Regions from separate parts of the Homo sapiens genome. Here region 2 is linked to region 1. A link is a contact called in ENCODE Hi-C or POLR2A ChIA-PET data. All regions are on one chromosome and are shown on one strand. Each heading gives the region's core, a stretch centred on a gene start or an enhancer-like site at or near the end of the contact. The rest is flanking DNA. Distances are from core to core; before and after follow the strand shown.

Region 1 (7,377 bases), core at 2,376-4,875:
ATCCTCACTTTCTAGTGAGCATTAAATAAGGAACTTAATCATTATCCTAATTTTGAGAAAATGTTTCTTTATAAAAAACATTGTAATGAACATCTCTGGCTCTAAAGAATGTTTCTTATATTCGATTTTTCTCAAGCCTGAATTCTCAGAGGTAAATTTACAGAGACAAAATGTAGGAACTTTTTTTTTCTTGTTAATTGTTGGTACATACTGCAAATTTTCCCCCAAACTGTACTACAAGGCTGAATGTTTTGTCACCATCTAATCACTTATCAAGCAGAGTTTTGAAGAATGAATAAAGTATGTGAGTGAACAAAAATATAAGAAGAGTCCATGCTGATGGAAGGGAGATTATAAACAGAATGGCAAGTTCATGGAACCCCTGGAAAATAAGCAGGGAATTCTGGGATGTGAAGCTGGAGGAAGCAGAGATGAGATCGTGCAGGGGCTTCCTCACACTCCATGTTGAAGAACAGGGACTAGATTCTGGAGATAAGGGGGAACCCTCCCAAAGGTGCCAAAGAGAGCCTGTAAGGTCAGGTTTGCCAGTGAGGACAGATCTCCATGGAAGGATGAGTTGGGAGGCTGGGCTGGTGGGTGGTGGTGAGAAGGCAGTGCCCCACAGGAAACAGACCAGCAGCCACTGAGGAGTCTATAAGGAATGAGGGCAGCGGAGATGGGAATGGAGAAGCTGCGTCCGGCCAGCATGGTGGGGGATGGTTTAAACGAGGATGGAACTGACTAGGAGGGAAGAATTCAGCATGTCTCCCACATTCCTGCACTGGATGTCACCCAGCTCAGAAACGGCACCCACATGAAAGGGAAGGCTTACAGATGGGTGTGGGAGGGTGGTTAGCTGAGCTTGAACTCGGGGCACTGGGGGAGTCCCTCAGTAGGAATACCTGATGAGAAGTAGGGCTAACTGAGGACCTGGAGCCAAGAGAGGGCCTAGGAAAAGGGCTTGACTAGAAAGCTACCACTGTTCCGGGGTGAGCTGAAGCTCTGAAAGGAACATGGTGACCCAGGGAGAATGCGCCAGAGTGGGCAGAAGGTGGACAGAAATGCACCCATTTGCCAACAGGATAGGCGAGGATATGTGAGGGGAATTTGGCAAAAAAGAATGAGCAGGAGAAGTGGCCTCCAGATGACACCGTGGAACCAGGTGCAGAAAAAAATATTTTTTTAATTACTGAAAAATGTATTCTGTGACCACAGGAGCGAGAAAGAGAGGAAGAGAGGTGAATGAAGAAGGGAGGGAGGGAGGAGAGAGAAAAGGAGGAAGGGAGGGAGAAGGGAGGGAGGAAAGAAGACAAAAAGAAGTGGCCAATCACATCAAATAAGGCGGAGATTGGCCACCATCCCAAGATGAACAATATTTGACAATGATTTCACAACTCCCTGACTCTTAGTTTTCTTATCTATATAGTAGAAACTGTTACTCTGTCTTGACCAAATTTTTGTGGGGTTTGATTGAAAAGAAAACTACAAGAGGGAAAATTTCCTGTAAGCCAGTATTTTCAAAAGTGTATTTTATGAAATATTCCTTAGGGTGTTGTTGTTACATGAATGAGAGTTTCTGTGGCCTCATAAAATTAGGATGTGTGTTAGGTAGATTTCTTTGCTGCATTTCCTCTGGGCCTTTAAGGGACTCATATGCAAAGTCAGTTTCCAAGAGGGGCATCCAGTGTTTCCCAAACACATTAAGCTGTGGAACCTTTTTTTCATGGAGCACCTTGAGGAATCAGTGTCTGGAAAACCCACTCTGGGAAAGACAGTACAATGGGTTTAATGATGCCCACCTTATCATGGGAGGATTGGAGTACATAAGCAAAGTCCCTGGCAAAGGGTTGGCAGTCAGTGGATATTCATTTCTTCTTTATATCAAACAATGAAAGCAGGGGAATCATTCTAGAAAACCAAAGCTAAAATGCACAAAAATCTTAGGAGATAATCTTTGACCCTACATTCTGTAGCCTCTTCTGAGAAGCAGCTGTGATATGGGTTCAGATATTTAGTCTGCAACTTACTAGCTGTGTGAACTGGCAGGAGTTAGTTGATCTCTCTGAAAAATGATGCAGGAATAAAATCCGATAATCTAGTGTGTGCCATCAGTTACTTCTTGCTGTGTAACACATCACTCCACCTGTCAGTGGCTTGATTAACATACATTTACGTCACAGTTTCTGTTGCAAAGCAGGCCTGCTTAGCCAGATCCTCTGCTCCATGGTGTCTCATATCAAGATGATGGCCAAGGGTCTCCTCTGAAAGCTCAACTGGGAAACAATCTGTACCCAAGCTCACTGACGTGGTTGTTGGTAAGAGTCAGTTTCTCAAGGCCTCAGTCCCTTACAGGCTATGAACTGGAAACTGCCCCAGTCTCTTCCTGCCCTCTCTTCTCTAACATGGCAGCTTGCTTCATTAAACAGTGAGAGAGAGAGATAGAGAGACAGAGAGAGAATGCACTAGCAAGACTGAAGTCTTGTGTAACCTAATCATAGACACCCCCTCAATGTTCCCATATTCTCTTTTTCAGAAGTAAGTTACTCAAAAGGAGGATACTACCCACGGCTGTGAATACCAGGAGGTAGAGATCATTGGTGGCCATTTTGCAGACTGCATGTCACATAGTGAGAAAAATTTTTGCATGGTAAGTCCCTATAGAGTGGCTGGCTATTCTTATTCTTTTGAAAATCCTATCAAAATTGGTTAGTCAGTAGTACTTGCTAATTTATCACCCTAGAGAGACAAAACATCCAGGAAAATGCCAGTGGGGGAAGAAAAAACAGAAAACAGAGTAGGGGACTTGTCATTGGTGGCCTGTGGTGTACAACTTCTTGAGACAATCTTAGACTGTGACTGCAGGATCCCAGAAGGCCCTTGCTCCACAGCTTTTTACCCTCAAGGAGCCATTCTTAGAATTACACCACTAGATATCCTACTTTTGAAAGGCAAAGATAATAACAGCTCATTGTTTTAAGCATTTGACACATATTAACCCATTTAATCCTCAGAGCTGCCTTGGGAGTTAAGCTCTATTATTCCTATTTACAGATGAGGAAACTGAGGCATAAAAAGATCACATGACTAGTGAGCAGTAAAATACACATTCCAATCCAGGCTATGTGATCCCCCAACTTCATCTTAACCTTTAGAGTTTATGGTCTTTCAAGATTTGGAATGCATCGTCTCTGGTCCCTCAATGTGAATTGATTAAGGAAACCAGACTCCAGACACGCCCTAGAGATTTGGGGTGGGAGAAGAATGAGAAGTAAGAGCAGCAGAGCAAAACCCTGATGGCTTTGCCTAGAGGCACTTGCATCCATTCTGCATGTCTGTGGATGGCAGCTGGCCAAGGCTAGCTGGGTTCCTGATAAAAATTATAGGGCGTCAGGGTCCCGGTTACCCCTTTGTGCGCTCAGAAGAATTTCTTGGCCTCTCTGAACCTCACAGTAGAAAAGGAAGTACTTAAAGCTACAAAATCCCTAGGAGCCTTTCTTATGATCCAGAGTCCACAAATAACTGGGGCTGGGTGACCTTCAGAGGTTGAGCTGGGGAGTGAGCTGTGGCCCAGTCTGTAGAGATGACAATGGACCTTTTCACAGACTGAGGGCGTGTGTACTTGCAGCTCACAGCCAGGACACCTGGCAGCATGCATGCCTGCTCCTGAGCTTAGACAAGCCTGGGCCCTGCCACGTGAGCTTTTAAGGACACGATAAGATAAAATGTCTTCACATGGCATTTGAGGGACCTTGGTTGTCTCCTTACTTTCTCCACCCTTACAGAGAGAGGCAATTTACAGTGCAGAAAACAGAAAAAACTTAAGCTTTTTTTCCAAATGAGTCCTGGTGGTCACAACTCATAGACTATGAAAGCTGTCCCAGCTCTCTCCAGCCCAGTTCTGAAGACAGTGATGATGGTCTTCGTTAACGGGTGAGTTTAGCAAGAGACAGAATTCTGTACACGTGGCTGAAGAAATAACTTGGATGAAGAGCTGAGAATCCAAGACCCCAGCCCAGATTACCCACTTCATGGCAGAGGAGAGGCCGGCAGAGGAAGCCACCAGGGCTTCTGCCATTGTTGCCTTCACTTTGGGGCCAATTAACCACTAAGCCTAATTAGCTCTGCCAAGAACAAAGGCCAGGGGCAGGGAAAGAACAAAGCCTTCTCCAGGGACTTGAAGTTATTCTCCAGGCCTAATGTTTGGAAAGCCAGCCAGAAAGGCCTTGTGTCCTGCAGAACTGGAATCCAGCTCCCATGGGGAGCCATCGCATGAGTTGTCCATGGCATTCTTTGAGATGAAGAACATCGTAGCCACACTCGCACTGGTGGCACACACATCACCATAATCATCCTGCTGCCTTGAGACACAGTCCCTCGGTTACCCAACGTTTCTGTGACTTCTGAGAGTGATTCCAGTGACATCCAGGGAGCAGCAGGGTGTCAGTCTGGCATCTGGAATCAAGGAAATCAATAGACTAAGTCTTCCTGCTCCAAATGACTTCCCCAACCCCAAATAGGCAGCCTGAATTTTAAGTCAGTGTCTTCTCTGGTGTTTATATCTCTGAAGGGAAAAGAACAATTTTAAGAAGTTTTCTGACATCAGAAGCTCCTCTCTCTTTTCCTAAACTTGGGAGTCTCAGTTTAATTCCAATTTCCCCATTTCCTATCTCTGTGATCCTAGACTAGATGCTCAACCTCTCTGGGCATCAGTATTATTCTATATAAAGTCAGGGTCATCACACAAATTTTACTGGTTTGTTTTGAGCACCAAATCGTATAAAGTATACAGTGTGCCTTGGTTTTGACTGTTTCTGAATCATTTCTGCAATGATTCTCAAAGGCATTGTGGCCTTGCCTTGTCCAGTAAGTTGAGTAAGCGTCCAGGTTTCCCAAGTCTCCCCTTTTCACTATCTGTCTAGTATCCCCCAATGACCCTCACTTTGACTCACTCATGATCACTGGGGATAATTGCCAGTATGGCCCAGCCCCTTACAGTTTTCGCCACTAGCTGGCTTACCCCACGGAGCAAAGCGTGATAACTTGGCTGATTCAGAATAACACTGCTCTACTTGCTCTGTTCAATTTTGAGACCTGTTTTGGAATTTAGACACTTCTGGTAAACCATGTGTGGGGTCTCTGCTCCCTGCATCCATGCCTCCCACACTTGGGCCTGAATGGACCTGTGGCCTCGATTCATGACCCTGCATCTTCCCTCCTGCTCATCTTGCTAGTGTCTGCTTGGCTTCCCCCTCCAGCCTCCCACGCTCAGAGCTGATTCCTATTGGAGATTTTATAACTGTGACCCAGAGAATTCAGAGGCTTATAGAGGCTTGGACCAGAGAAGGGTCTTGGATTTAGAATTTAAGCCTAAGTCAGTCTAAGATAATTCCGTTTTTACCAGCTATGTGAATTTGAGCAAGTCTTGCACCCTCTCTGAGCTTCAGTTTACTCAACTGCAAAATATTTTGTATTATATGAGATAACATGCTTTGGATGTGTTGTATTAAATGAGATAACATGCTTTGCTCTACACAGCAGCCTTAAATGTTGCTCAATACACATATATATGTTTGTATTTCTTTTCTAAGCTAAGCATTTATTTGACTCTATTCCCTCTGTTCTCATTCTCCCCTCCAGCCTCTGCCACCAGCCACCTAACCCCACCAAAGGTGCCAATGGCTCACAATAGTCTGATTCAGTGGCCCTTTCTCAGTTTCTCTCTGGATCTTCTGAAACTGTCCAGCACCCTCCGTTTCTCCTAAAGGTCTCCTCTCTTGGCTTCTGCCTAAAACGTTCTTGAGGTTTCTCCATTCCCTCCTTTCTGGAAGACCCTTCTCTGTATCTGTGTCAGCCACTTGCCCTCAGCCTTTTCTCCATCACCTGTGGTTCCTTCCAGGCCCCTTGTGTCCACTGTCTACCCTTGTTCTTATCACAGTGACAACTGTCAAGGTCATTGAGGACTTACTCTGTGTCAGGCACTGCTCTGAGCACTTTGCATATAGATATCCATTTCACTCACAAATAAGGTCACAGATCCTTTCACTTTCCTTTTGCAGATAAGGAAACTGAGGCTGAGAAGGGTTAAGTGGTGTGCCTGAAGTCGATCACTCAGGGAAGCATATATAAACAGGCTGTCTGGCTGGCTCTTAACCAATTGTCTCTGAGTGATCTCATCCCCACTGAAGGCTTTTTCTACCATGCTTCCAACATCTGCCATGTTGGCCTCGCCAGCTCGACCTTTCAATTAGATTCTAGACCTGAATAGTAGTTGCCTTCAGGGCATGTCTACTTGGACGGCTTACAGGTACCTGGAGATGAATCTGAACTCATTTTCTTTCTCTACAAACCAACTCCACCCTGTCTTCTCCCACCTCACCCAAGTCAGACACCTGGAAGTGGCCTGTGCCTCCACCTCTTATCACCTCTGACAGCCAACCAAGCCACTAGTGCTGCCTCTTGAATGTTCCTCGCTTCTGCCCTCTATGCTTGGTCCCTCTGTCATTGTCTCACTTCCCACAGGCTCCATTTCTTGCTTTGGTTCCTGCAACTCCCCTAACTGCTCTCCCTGCCTCCAGTAGGACCTCCTGCAATTTATTGTCCTCTTCAGTGCCCAGGTGCTTTTTCTAAAATTCTGTGCTCTTTGCTTAAGACTCTTCTCTGGTTAATCATTACCTTAGAGATAACATCCACATTCCATATGGTGCGATCCAAGCCCATTTATCATCTGGCCCTGCTGTCTCTCAAATCTGATTCTCCACCACCCCTGACCCCACCCTCTGCTCCAGACTAATTGGATTGCTTGAGTTCTGTGGATAAATATAAAAACAACCAGCACTGGGTGCTCACTGGAAGCTACACAAATGGTTCTTTTCATCATTACAACTATCTTTGATGGAGAAATTATTAATGCCTTGCAAGTGAGGCAACTGGAGTCCGAAGAGGTCAACACATTTCTCAGAATCCTTCAAAACCATTCTGTCTAGATTCAAAAACTCATGTTCTTCACCACCACACTCTAGGACACTGGCTAATTGCTCAATGCAGACCACCTTCTTCATCTTCTTTCATCCCACTCGGTTCACTGATTTCTTTAAAGCTTAGTTCAAGGCTCAGCTCTCTGGAGAGAAGTGCTTGGCTTTTGGCCTCTGAGTTGACTCATGTCCTTATTAGTCTTGCATTTATCCTACTTCTTTCAGTTGAAAATTCCATCGTTTATAGGATGCATCTTTGACTTAACATCATCTTTGCTGTAAAACAAGCAAAAGGCCCACTCTGGTAAATGTATACAGTCTCAATCCATATCTCACTCTATATATATTAATACCATATACATATGTACACAGGATGACTCCTATGCAAATAACTAAACCCTACATT
Region 2 (7,377 bases), core at 2,770-5,269, 44 kb before region 1:
TCAACAGCATTCGTCATTGTTACTATTCCTAACTGTAGTTTTAATTTGCATCTTTTTATGGCTAATGATTTAGTTAATCCATGATGACCTTTTAATTTTTTTATCCGCAATTTACATATCCTCTTCCATGAAATGTCTTTTCATGCCTAACTTCCAATAGAATTGTTGGGGTTTTTTATTGTTGACTCTCTCTCTCTATTGCCCAGGCTAGAGTGCAATGGTGTGATCCCGACTCACTGCAACCTCCACCTCCTGGGTCCAAGCCATTCTCCTGCCTCAGCCTCCCGAGTAGCAAAAGTTCTTTATATACTGTATATTTTAGTCTCTCTGAATATGTGGTGTGCAATTATTGTTTTTCCAGTCTATAGCTTGCGTTTTCATCTTCTTAACAAGTCTTTCATAAAGGAAAAGTTTTTTCGATAAAGCCAAATTTATGTTTTTCCTTTCTATGTATCATGTTTTTGGTTTGAAGTCTAAGAATTTTTTACCTAGTCTTAAATCCCTAAGATTTAATATTAAGTTTTATTCTAAAAATGTTATAGTTTTACATTTTACATTTAAGCCCATAGTCCATTTTGATTTAATTTTTGTCCAAGTTTTGAGTCTTAGGTCAAGGTTCATATTTTGTCAATGGATGTCCAATTACTTCAGCACCATTTGTTGGAAAGGCTATCTTTCCTCCACTGAATCTCTTTTGCAACTGTGCAAAAATTTCTGGGACTTCTTGGGTGGGTCTATTTTCAGGTTTCCCATTCTGTTTCATTGATCTCTGTGTCTATTTCTTTGCCAGTTTTACAGAGTCTTGATTACTTTAGCTACATAGTAAGTCTTAACATCCAATAAACTGATTTCTTTTGCTTTGTTGTTTTTCAAAATTGTTTAATCTATTTTTAGTTCCTTTGCCTTTCAATATAAATTTTAGAATAATCTTGCTCATATCTATGAAAAACATCTTGCTGATATTTCCATAGGAATTGCATTAAAGTTGTATGTGAATCTGGGGAGAACTGGCATCTTTGTTAGGTTGAGGCTTCCAACTCATAAGCACAGGATGTGTCCTTGATTTCAATTAGCTCTTCACTGGTTTCTTTGACCAGCATTGTGTAGGCAGCAGCATAAACGTCCTTTACATGTTTTTTTACATTTATACCTAAGCATTTCTCTTTTTTTGAGCAATTGTAAATTATATTATATATTAATTTTGGTGTCCATGTGTTCATTGCTAGTATGGAAAAATACAATTAACCTTTTTATATTTATCTTGTATTCTGCATTGTTGAACTCACTTATTAGTTCTAAGAGATTTCCTACAGATTCCTTCAGATTTTTTATATAGACAAACATGTCATCCACAAATAAACGCAGTTTTCTTTCTCTCTTTCTCATATGTATGTCTTTTATTTACTTTTCTTGGCTTGTTGCATTGGCTAGAAGCTCTGGCAGAATGTTGAATAAGAGTGGTGAAAGTGGACATTCTTTCCTTGTTCCCAATCTTAGGAAAAGTGTTCAGTATTTCTCAATTAAGTAATCCTAGGTGTAGGTTTCTGTAAGTGGTCTTTGTCAAGTTAAGGATGTCATCTTTTCCTATTTTTCTGAGAGCTTTTATCATTAATGGGCACTGAATTCTGTCAAGTAGCTTTTCTCTGTAGATTGATATAATCACGTGATTTTTCTTCTTCAATCTATTAGTATGGTGAACTGCATTGATTAACATTCAATATTAAACCTGCCTTCTATCCTGGGAATAAAACCCATTTGGTAGTGGTGTATAATTCTTTCTATCTATCACTGCATTTTATTTGCTAATATATTGTTAAGGATTTTTTGTTTACATTCATGAAGGTCTATAATTTTATTTTTGAACTGCCCTTGTCTGGTTTTGGTATCAAGGTAATACTAGTTTCATAAAATAAATTGGAAAGTGTTTTCTCTCTTCTCTATTCTGGAAGACATTGTATAGAATTGGTGTTAATTCTGCTGTACCCATATGGTAGTATTCTCCATTGAAACCATCTGGGATTGGAGACTTCTCTTTTGGGGAGTTATTAAATTAAAATTTCAATTTCCTTCATTGTTATAAAAGTATTCAAATTTTCTGTTTCATATTGGGTAAATTACGTTTTTTTTTTTTCAAGAAATTTGCCCATTTCATTTAAGTTGTCAAACTTATGTGTGTAGAGTTGTTTATAGTATTTCCTTTCTATCCTTTGCTGTCTGGAAGGTCTGTAGTGATTTCTCCTGCTTCACTCCTGAGATGGTATTTTGTGTCTTCTCTCCTTTTCTTTGTCAGTCTTGCTAGTGGTGTGTCAGTTTTATTAATCTTTTTAAAGAATCAACTCTTTTTTTCATTGATTTTCTTTATTGCTTTCTGCTTTCACTTTCATTCAGTACTGACTGTATTTTTATTAATTTATCCCTTCTTCTTGCCTTGGACTTATTTGCTCTTCTTTTTCTAGGTTCTTGAGGTAGGAGCTTATATTATTGAGCTGAGAATTGTTTTTCTAATGTGTGCACTTAGTACTATGAATGATAAATGTCTGTCTCTCTTAGCACCACGTTAGCTGTGTACCACAAACATTGATGTATATTTTCATTTTTATTCAGTTCAATTTTTTTTTAACTTGGAGCTTCCTCTTTGACCTATGTGTTATTTAGAAGTGTATTGTCTAGTTTTCAAGTATTTGAAGATTTTCCTCTTATCTTTCTGTTATTAATTTCTATTTTTATTACATTGCAGTCAGAGAACACACTCTCTATGATTTCAATTCTTATAATTTTTTGAGATTTGTTTTATTGCCCGGGATATGGCCAAAATTGGTATTGATTGATGGTGTTCACCTTTTCTCTTTTTCTTGGTCAATCTAGTTAAAGGTTTGTCAGTATGTTGATTTTCACAGAACTAACTTATGGTTTTGATAAACAACATAAAGATGTTGGAGAGCAAGGAGGCATTGGAAATAAACCAAAAGCTGAGTTTTCATTTTGGCCACATGCTCTTCATAATTGTTTATTTTTGGTTTGAAATAAATAAATAAACAAATAAATAAAGGGTTTTTATGTATGATGCTTGTGCTCTAAGTAATTCGGGCAAGAGTGACACCACTGCCTGCCTATCAGCACTTGCAAAGAAAAACCAATTACTGTCAGCCCCCTTCAAAAAAATGTATCTGCTAAAATTGCTTGATGACATGGAAATCCACACTGAGGTGCTTATACCCAGGGGCAACCAAGTCTCCCCTGCAGCTGGGGCCTATAACCATATTTCCTTCATTTCACAAAAATCAAAAGTTTAGGAACCACGAGGAAGGAGCAAGAATAAACACCACTACAAACCTCAAACCAACAGCGCTGAGAGATTACAGCAGCCTCACCCTGCCATTTGGGGCTAGAGACTGCTCACATTTATTCTGTGGTCAGCGTCCATTGGAAAGCAACGCAGCACACACCACGGCTGTGTTTGAGCTGATATTCACTAACACTGAACTAACTGCATTCCAATCCAAAGACTTCGCAAGTGCCCTCTTTCTTAACTGGGAATCTGGCAGAATGTTATATTTAAATATCAAACGTTGTTAATCATGTCAGCGGTACTTTAGTTTGGATAAAATGTCTTTCCTATTGTAGCTAATTGCTTGAATATCTGCAGACTGATATACTCTTTGTAGACATTTATGCTGTCCTCTTTTTATAACTTTATTTCATTTTCTCTTCATTTCTGGTGTTGACTCAAAGGGCCTTTATCACCTCATGCTGATAATCTGTGCTTTATGGCCGCTGGTGTGATTGGGAGCAGTTGAAGCCGCGTGCAATAATACACACATATAAATATTTGAACAGGAAAAAGAAGGTCTGTCTGATGTAGACCAAGGAAGAAATGCATTTAAACAAATAATGCCACTAGAGGGACCTTGACTCTGAACCACGAATAGGCAGGGTCAGACTTGGAAGGGCACCCTCTCATTGCCCGGCTTGTACGGGTGGGCGCTAGTGCCACGGCCCATTTTAAAAAGCAGGTTCTTCCAGGCCCCATGGCACAGGGAGCCGAGCTGGGTCCATGCCAGCAGGCTTATGACGTCATTGTTGTAGCTTGCTTATTTGGTCAGGATCACTAAAATAATTCCCTTTGAGAAGAATAAATTTGCTCTTGCAGAAAGTTAAAGACCTGAGAGGTTTTAATTAGTTTACCCTGCCCTCGCCTTTGGTCGCCAAACGTTATTGCAGAGTTCAAAGAACATGATGTTGTGTGTCTCCCTTTCCCATTTTTGCGTGGGGGCCTTTTCCCCCTTTTTAGCACCTCCTGTGAATAGTTGAAAATGAGTGGCAAAATGACATTCGACTTAGAAAGTAAGAGCACCAGGAAGCAAAACTGGAGGCAAACACAGCAGCTAATTTCACCAGGCATAGCTGGTGCTGTCCGCGGTTGTCCCTGACAGCGCGGCCGACACAGAACCACCTGTGTTTGCTCACTAGCTTTCCCCAATCTGCGAGAAAATGGCCCGGGCCGGTCACATGGCAGCCAGATAGGCCAGGCACCATGGGAATACAAAAGCCGGAGCTTTTAGCAGAGTTAATCATTAATGCGCCTTTTCTTTGTCCCATTCAGGAGTGCTGACAGGGCTTTGATAGCCTGTATTTGCCATCAGCCGGCTGCAGTCCTAGCCAGGTACTAATGAGACCCCTGGCTCCAGGCTCCCTGGCAGAGCCCAGAGCCCAGCCTGGACCCAGGTGCTGCCATCAACCTGAAGCCTGCCTGCCCCCTGAGCTCCCTCCTGCTGCCCGCTGTGCCCCCACTCCTTAGGCCTTGTTCTGGTTGATCACCCACCTGCCTGGAATCCTGCACGTTTCTGCAAAGCATCTGCCTGAGTTCAGCGAAGCAAGGCTAGGAAATGTGTGATTATAAAGCCCATAATCCTCTCTTCCCCTGTGTCATCCTTCCCCCAGCTAGGAAAAAAAAAAAAAAAATTAGAAAGCTAAGCTGAATTTTTTTTTTGTTTGTTTGGATGTGTACCAAGGATGGATTGTTTTGCCCTAACATCAGTGGGGTGTTTTCTTTCCAAAACTTAGCTTAGAGAGTCACCCACGGGTATATTCTAATATTTCCACTCAGCAAGTAAAATGCAGGTGTCCCTGACAGCAATTTTTTTAAATAGAAAACCTCACCTTAACATCCTTAATGGTAAGTAGCTTGTGTGTCAACATGACTGGAGCTAGGGTGAATGAGAACCACATTAAAACCTTCCAGCTACCAGTTCTTTTTTTTTTTTCTTTTTTCTTTTGTGATGGAGTCTTGCTCTGTCGCCCAGGCTGGAGTGCAGTGGTGCGATCTCGGCTCACTGCAACCTCCGCCTCCTGGGTTCAAGCAATTCTCCTGCCTCAGCCTCCTGAGTAGCTGGGACTGCAGGCGCATGCCACCACTCCTGGCTAATTTTTGTATTATTAGTAGAGATGGGGTTTCACCACATTGGCCAGGCTGGTCTTGAACTCCTGACCTTGTGATCTGCCCACATTGGTCTCCCAAATTCGGTTCTTTTATTTGAAATCACCACCCTCCCAAGAACGAGATATCCCAACCTTCTGATTTTATGCTTGGCCTCCAGCGTGCTCAAAATGTTCTTCAGATTTGTGCTACCATCTTACCACTAGCCTTCTCAAAAACATAAACCACAAATGCACCATTGTCCTTTAAGAGTAGTTGAAAACAAGCAAATCAGCATCTTTGAAACCTGGCTTAATAAAGAATAGAGATTTTAAAGTTTGAGGGAATTAAAGAGCAGAGATTTTTTTCTAGGAACTGTACACATGAAAATTTTGCTGATGGCTGCTGATGATATATAAAGGCATTGCCAGTAAACGTATTACACTAAATGCATGGTACTGCCAATGGTTCTCATATCTCCCTTTCTCCAGCGTCAAAATACCTTTAAAGATCATATCCAATTGATCTTTACAACATCTAGGGCATATTGGATGATGTCAAATTGTATTGCTATCTTTTTTTTTTTTTTTAGCAAATGAGGAAGCAAAAGTTGACTTGGAAGTGAAACAACAGACGGATCAATAGATCCCAGAAGGATGTGATTGTGTGGCCACTATTTCGGGATGGAGTGACAGCTTGCCATTGCATGCTACTTCATGCACCTTGTGGCCTGGTTTCATTCTTAAGGAAATTGTCCATCCTCCCTCAATTTTACTGGGCACCTTCTATGTACTGCAGAGCACTTGGCTCTAGAGGGAGCAAAGACAGATGTAATATGGTTCCTGCCACTGAGAAGCAGTTCAGAAGGCACAACATGTACTACAAAAAAACACAGCTCAGGGAGAGAAAGTGTATGGCATTTCACTGCTGTATGAAGAAATGCCTAAGTACTTTCATCCTGGCAGAGGTTAGCCCCAGATCTGAAAACTCTCCAGAGGAAGGAAAAGCTGATGATTTCAGAGGTCCTGGATGTTAGAATGTGGAAGGCACCCAATTCAAATAATGTTATCAGTTTTAACATAATGAGCAGCTCCATAGTGTCATCGGCTTTTATTTTTTTAAATGCTCTTCATACAGGTAGCATGAACACAGTTTATAACCTCTCTATTCCATTTGATCACAAGCTCTTCAACCACAGATTTGTACATAAGGTTAGAGTTGACTCTACTTTTTAAAAATTCCATCTTTGAAGTAGAATGATAGTTACCAAAGGTTGGAAAATGGGAGTGGGGGAGTGGGAAAGGGGAGATGGTCAATGGGTACAAAAATATAGTTAGAATGAATCAGAGCTGGTATGTGATAGCACCGTAGGATGAGTACAGTCAACAATAATTTATTGTGCATTTAAAAATAACTAAAAGAGCATAATTTGATTGTTTATGATGCAAAGAAAGGATAAATGCTTGTGGTGATAGATATCCCATTTACCCTGCTATGATTATGACACATTGTATGCCTGTATAAAAATGTCTCATGTATCCCATAAATATATACTCCTACTATGTACTGGCAAAATTTAAAAAATTAAAAAAAAAATCTTTCTTTGTTCCTCCACCACATGCAGTTGGTCTAAAATACAACCTTTGGCTTTGAAGGAGGCAAAGCTCTTGACTAAGCATGCATTCAATTAAATGTATTTCAATGTGCCCAAAGAAGATAAAATAGAATATTATTTTGTTATTTGGGGGGCAAAGTGATCTGAATCTCTCATTGGGATAATCAGCAATTAAATGGCTATATGAGCCACATAATGCAAGTCAAGTTAACATATTGATAGTGAAGTATTGATATTAATTCATATGGACATTCTCCTATAATTGTTAAAGTGGATTGAATCAAAAGAGAAAGAGGGATGTGTAGTGTGCATAGTCTCATTTTCTGGGAAAATAATGGATATCTTA

Evidence for each region. A loop is a pair of places that touch in the nucleus more often than their neighbours do. ChIA-PET counts read pairs that join two places held with the same protein, here RNA polymerase II (POLR2A). Pooled maps may share reads with other maps.
Region 2: a map of HepG2 shows a loop between it and region 1 (4-fold over the local background). The contact joins two enhancer-like sites. A Hi-C loop is called at or near these places in 2 of 168 maps with a recorded cell type or tissue (Caco-2 and HepG2) and 1 of 50 pooled maps. POLR2A ChIA-PET finds 5 or more read pairs at or near these places in 5 of 52 experiments (A549, Caco-2, HepG2 and 1 more).

Annotation. Positions count from the first base shown.
Region 1 is chr20:22,530,571-22,537,947 of GRCh38, forward strand. No RefSeq gene overlaps it. Among named protein-coding and RNA genes, the nearest start is that of LINC00261, 44 kb to the right of the region's middle. RefSeq lists a silencer at 3,441-3,735. Within about 2 kb of position 3,626, at least 2 of the 41 ENCODE cell types and tissues checked have a DNase peak (open chromatin) inside an H3K27ac peak, as active enhancers do.
Region 2 is chr20:22,486,477-22,493,853 of GRCh38, forward strand. No RefSeq gene overlaps it. Among named protein-coding and RNA genes, the nearest start is that of LINC00261, 88 kb to the right of the region's middle. Within about 2 kb of position 4,020, at least 10 of the 41 ENCODE cell types and tissues checked have a DNase peak (open chromatin) inside an H3K27ac peak, as active enhancers do.